2 separate regions of the Homo sapiens genome follow, and region 1 is linked to region 2. The links are chromatin loops, found by intact Hi-C in ENCODE. Cell type or tissue: CD4-positive, alpha-beta T cell. All regions are shown on one strand. Each heading gives the region's core, and the rest is flanking DNA. Links, peaks and the distances in the headings are about the cores only. Region 1 has its middle 12 kb from the start of HBS1L. Region 2 overlaps AHI1 (Abelson helper integration site 1).

Region 1 (2,930 bases), core at 232-2,731, 370 kb after region 2:
GCCAGGCTAATTTTTTGTATCTTTAGTAGAGAGCGGGTTTCACCATGTTGGCCAGGCTGGTTTCGAACTCCTGAACTCATGATCCATCCGCCTCAGCCTCCCAAAGTGCTGGGATTACAGGCGTGAGCCACCGTGCCTGGCCAACACTGTAGTAATTAAAAATAATAATAATAAATGACCTACATTAATATTACTTGGGAAGATGATATTTTATCAAAAGTTTCCTTGTTCAGCTGTCATTTTTTTGAAGGGCATCAACCTTTGAATAAAGTATTTGTTCCTTAAAACTTCTCAGGCAATTAATATGTTGGGTAACAAGTGAAAGAATGGAGACTACAGAATTTCATAACATAAATTTTCCACACAGAAAATCAAGTCCTTGTTACACTAGCTTTCTTGATTCGTTTTAGTGTAACATTTCAATGGGGTAGAATAAAAAGATCTTTTATGATTATTTATGGTATACGTAGGAGGCAGTTTTCAGAATTGTGACTAGTGACCAAAGAAAATCTCACTTAAAGCAGACTCTCTAAACTTGTATTCTTTGTCATATAAATAATCCGAATCAATAGTACTTATAATTAACTTTATATAACTATCATTAGCATTTTTGTGAATTATGAGAGTCTATAGACATGTAACATGGCGGTATTTACTACTGTCTCTGTGAGATGTTTTTTGGGTTGATAATTATTCTGGTTATCTATTGCTAAACAACAACCCCAAAACTTAGTGGCTTAAAATAAACATTTATATTTGTTCACAATTCTGCAACTTGGGTAGAATCAGTGAGGACAGATGATCTCTATTCCACTCAGCATCTGCTGGGGTATCTGGAAGGCTGGACACTGGGATAATCTGAAGCCTCATTCACATACATGTCTGGTCATGAAGGCCGGTTGTCATCTGGAATCTCAGCAAAGGCACTACTGGGCACCTACATATGGCCTTTCCAAATTGCTGTTTGCCTTCCTCGTATTATGGCGACTGGGTTCTGAGGGTGAGCATCCAAAGAGGACCAAGTGAAAGCCGTATCACCTTTTATGGCCAGCTTTAGCAGGTACGTAATGTGGCTTCCAATGCAGTCATAGGTCCGCCCAGTTTTATGGGGAGGAAAGATCTCTCAATGGAAAAGTATGTCTCAAAGGCAGAGTCTCCCAATCTCTTGGTGGAGAAGAGTCGGTGTATTAGCCTGTTCTCACACTGCTATAAAGAATTGCCTGAGATTGGGTAATTTATGAAGAAAAGAGGTTTAATTGACTCACAGTTTCACAGACTGTACAGGGAGCATGGCTGGGAGGCCTCAGGAAATTTACAATCATGGTGGAAAGATGAAGGGGAAGCAAACACACCTTCAGATGGCTGCGGGAGAGAGAAAGCAAAGAGGGAAGTGCTACACACTTTCAGACAACCAGATCTCATGAGAACTCACTCACTATCATGAGAACAGCAAGGGGGAAATCCGACCCTATGATCTAATCACCTCCCACCAGGCCCCTCCCCCAACATTGGGGATTACAATTCAACATGAGATTTGGGTGGGGACACGTAGCCAAACCATATCAGTCAGTATTACATGGAAAGAAGATCATGTTGGATAGAATGTACTGGTGTGGACATCTTAGGAAAATATAATCTACCACAATACCACAGTCATAACGGGAAACATAAAGGACTAATTTTTGCCCAGTGTTCTACTTGAAAAGGATTAATATCTATTCTGTTTATCTAAATGCAAACATGGCTTTAAAAACTTCTAGTTATATCAGTGTGATTATGTGTATCTCAACCAGAGTCAAAAGCAACTCTTGCCTAATAAAACCATCACAAGTCAGGAAATAAGGAAATATGAACAAATATGAAGAAAATGACTAATCATATTGAACCATTTCCTGAGAGAAACAGAAATTAGAAACCAAAGCCTTCTAAATGACCCCTGGTAAAATTACACAGGCAATTAGTATCAAGTGGCCTCTTCTAAGTGTGAAAGTTTTTCAGAGCTTCTAATAAATTTTACGGGATAGTTTGCAAAGTCTATGGCCCAATATACAGGCAACACTGTTGTGTGACTGTCCCATATCCAAGTTTTTCAAGATGAGCAATGGCTCAACCCTATACACATATTGAGGTGAGAAGGAAAACAAGTGCTTCCCTTTGGCCGTTCCCATTTTCCAACTTGTCTTTCTGAAGAAAATCTAGTAAGAACAATATCTAGTGGCTGAAAGGGTTTTGATTTAAATTATTTTACTCCTTTCTTAGAGTTTTTCTAGATATAGGTTTCTAAACAACACATTGACACTATAGCCCATTTTCTGCCTTTTCAAAGAAAACAGAGCATGACAGGGCAAGGAAGGGAAATTCCTCAAACAGTTCAGTGTTTTAAATGACTTTTAATGAGAGCCGCTTTTACCTTTTAAAACCCTACCTTTTATGTGTATGCTTTTTTTCTGGTTTAAATTTGATTTGCAAATTTTCTTTGCTTTGAATTTTCCCCTAGGATTTAAAGATGCTCTGTCCTTTGATTTGTCATTAACATTCCGTTGGTGCCTTGCAGCATTTTATACTGCAGACACACCTCTTTCCCATGGCTGAAAAGCTGTATGTGTCCCTACATTATACATACACTTGGAGCGCTAAGATGATACCCAGAGGTAGACAGTCTATAAATCCTAGAAGAAATTGTGCATACACTAAGATGGTATATTGGCAAGTCTGGATTCAGACTAGGATGAATCTAGAAAATAAGTATTTCATCTTTGAAATATTCCCACCCAACTTTCTTTCTTAAAGTACTGTACTCAAAATGGACAGTTCTCTTCAACCTGTATGGAAGCTGTTGTATTAAAGATTTCCAGATGTACTGGATATATCCAGCAATATTGGGAGCTATGCTAATTTCTTTTTTTTCTTTTCTTTTCTTTTTCTTTTTT
Region 2 (2,930 bases), core at 143-2,642:
TGGAGTTTATCAGTGTCCCCTATGGACATCTCATGCCCGGTTTTTTGTTTTGTTTTGTTTCATTTTGTTTTTTGTTTTTATTTTAAGTTCTTTGGTGAGCCTCTTCTTAGCCTCACTTGCAGCTGTGATATTAAATGATGCCACGGGTTGTTTTGACATGCACCTTAGGGTTAGGGCTGTCCTCCCAGAGCATGCTGTGAGCCAGGTCAAATAAAGGCAGGCCCTGACAGTGGATCTTTCCTGGAGGGCCAGACTGTCAAATAGTGAGAAGTCTTTGGGGATGGGGCTTTTAGGGAGCATCAGACCTGTTCTGCCCCAACCAGTCTCTTGATTTTTATTGGTTTTTAAGGCTCCTTTAAAGTTTGAGACAGGAATGAGAACATAGCAAGTTAAAACACCGTAAAGCTCAATGTTCTTACCAAATTCAGCCATTTTTCTTAAATACTCTTCAAATTTTTGTAAGCTTTGCTTAATTTTCAGAGTTCTGAGAATGTTGATTTTTGCCAGTTTTTGCCAGTGTTCTTGTTGCTTCTGTGGGGAGGAGATTTTTTCTAAGATTCTTACTTTGCTATTCCACAAGTACAGTAGTCCCTCTTTTTCCATAGGGTATATGTTCTAAGACCCTCAGTGGAAGCCTGAAACCTCAAGTAGTACTGAACCCGATTGCCATCAGTAGAAACACATGTATGCTCATGCTTTCCACCCACAGATTTATATCTTTTCCATCTTAACAAAACACTTACCATGCACTAAAGGCCATTACTTTTGTCGTTTGAGGTGTGACAGCAAAACTAGCACAAACCTCTTTTTCGTTCTTCACAATTTCACGGATAGAAGATTTTTACTGTAGATCCTAGCAACCTCAACATATGATTTTTTTTTCTTTCCTTTTTAAATCAAGAACTTTCACCTTTTCAGTCAAAGGAAGTACTTTATCATTTCCCTTTGGCATATGCCAATTGCCAACATGATTACTCTTGCACCTTGTGACCGTTAAGTAAAATAAGGGTTACTTGAACAAAAGCACTGGGTGACAACCAGTCTGATAACTGAGACAGCTACTAAGTTTCTGATAGACAGCATCTATAGCATGGATACATTGAACACAGGATAATTCACATGCTGGAGACATGGAGCTAAATGGCATGAGATTTCATAACACTACTCAGAATGATGTGCATTTTAAAACTTAGGAATTATTTATTTCTGGAATTTTCCATTTGATATTTTCAGACCATGGTTGACTGCGGGTAACTGAAACCACAGAAGGTGAAACTGCACATAAGGGGGGACTGCTGTTATTTCTGAACTGCTAAGTATTTTAAAGGGCAATTGATTTTTACCACTAGATGGAAGCAGAGACTTGGAAACTTTGTTTTTCCGTGTTACTATCTTAGATTTCATTGTATGTTTAAACATATAGTAAAATACCACAGTGCTTTGTGTGTCTGATTGAGTCATTGTTAATTCCCATACTATCCCTGATTACTATCCCTGTTCATTTTAGTATTAAAATTTACTTTTGACAATAGCACAATTTAAATTTCTCCTTACTTCAAATAATTAAATTTTTGGTTGGCATTTAGTTGATTTTCAGGTGAAATAATAATGAAAGCCTAAATTATAGAATATAAGTGAATTGCAATGTAAATGTTATTATTCAACTGATATAAATTTATTATTAAAGATTCTTAGGGGATTTCTTTAAAGAGATGAAAATAATTGATAATTGTAGCAAAATTATAACTGAAAATTTTGCATGTGAATTTTTGTGTAAAGCAAAAGAAAAACTATTCTTAAGTAAATTTTGAAATTTTCTCTGTGCTGCAAATGTCTTTGGTTATAATTTTGTTATAGACTGCTTATGTCTAAATAATATTAAATTATATATTTGTATATTATTGGATTAAGGATCTTCTGTCTGGAAACCTAATTTCTAAATATTTTCATTAGTATATGAAATTCCTTCTGGACGTTTCATGAGAGAATTGTGTGGCCACCTCAATATCATTTATGATCTTTCCTGGTCAAAAGATGATCACTACATCCTTACTTCATCATCTGATGGCACTGCCAGGTTAGTATCCTTGAGAAGTACTTATGTGCATGCTGTTTGCTGTCAAGGAAAGCAAAGAGAATATAAACTGATGTAACTACTCTTATGCTCCAGTCGTATTTTCCCAAGAAGGGACTGTCATAAATATGCATCATGCAGACTGATTCCATAAATTATAGTAACACTTTTTAAAGACATTTTTCTTAAATGTCTTTTATTTATGTAGCATATAATATTTCTAGTCCTCACCATCTTTAAATGATCATTATGTAAACTGATTAATGCTTTGAGATGGGGTTAGGGGTTATTAAACACTTGAGATTTTTTCCTAGAGCATAAGCTCTTGGTGGCAGGGATACTGTCTTCACTATTGGCTGGATTTGCAGAGGGTAGAATCCAGTGGTGCTCAGTATATCACAGTAGAGGAAACAAATATGTACCTTATATTTTAACAGTTTTATAGATTGGTTAAACATTTACATTTTTCAGAATGTCAATCTTAAAAATAATTTATCCCTTTTCAATTTAATAAGTATCACAATAAAACATTTTAAAAGCTAACTTTAAAAGTTTCATTTATACTTTTTTTAGTTGCTTGTTCTACCTTGAATGTGTTCTAAAAATACTGTTAGTTTTCAGGGTGCTTTTAGATACATCACTTAATTTGATTCTTACAGCTATTAGGTAAGACATTATTCTCTCCACACACTACGAAACTGACATGTAAACAGTTGAGATCCATGCTGAATTCATTGTCATTTACTTCTGCCTTCTACTCTCTTAACACTTCGTGTTACTTTTAGTGTTCAGACCACTTCTTCTACTGATCTTGCCAACCTCCTTTTCTGTATAAAATATCTAATCAAGATGTTAC

Evidence for each region. Hi-C counts contacts between places; a loop is a spot of excess contacts. Peaks named below come from ENCODE experiments on the same cell type or tissue, not always from the same donor. Only the 100,000 strongest peaks of a DNase experiment are listed, where the experiment ranks them.
Region 1: a loop joins it to region 2, with 2.6 times the contacts of the local background. A loop is called at or near these places in 5 of 110 quality-filtered maps.

The regions. Positions count from the first base shown.
Region 1 is chr6:135,065,515-135,068,444 of GRCh38, reverse strand. No RefSeq gene overlaps it. Among named protein-coding and RNA genes, the nearest start is that of HBS1L, 12 kb to the right of the region's middle. RefSeq lists an enhancer at 1,390-1,479. In CD4-positive, alpha-beta T cell, for the core only: no CTCF peak of the experiment used is centred there; a DNase peak (open chromatin) is centred at 1,434.
Region 2 is chr6:135,437,522-135,440,451 of GRCh38, reverse strand. AHI1 (Abelson helper integration site 1) reads left to right here. Exons shown (of 29, transcript NM_001134831.2): 15 at 1,954-2,077. Among named protein-coding and RNA genes, the nearest start is that of AHI1, 59 kb to the left of the region's middle. In CD4-positive, alpha-beta T cell, for the core only: CTCF peaks have their summits at 1,154 and 1,355 (motif pointing right); a DNase peak (open chromatin) is centred at 1,341.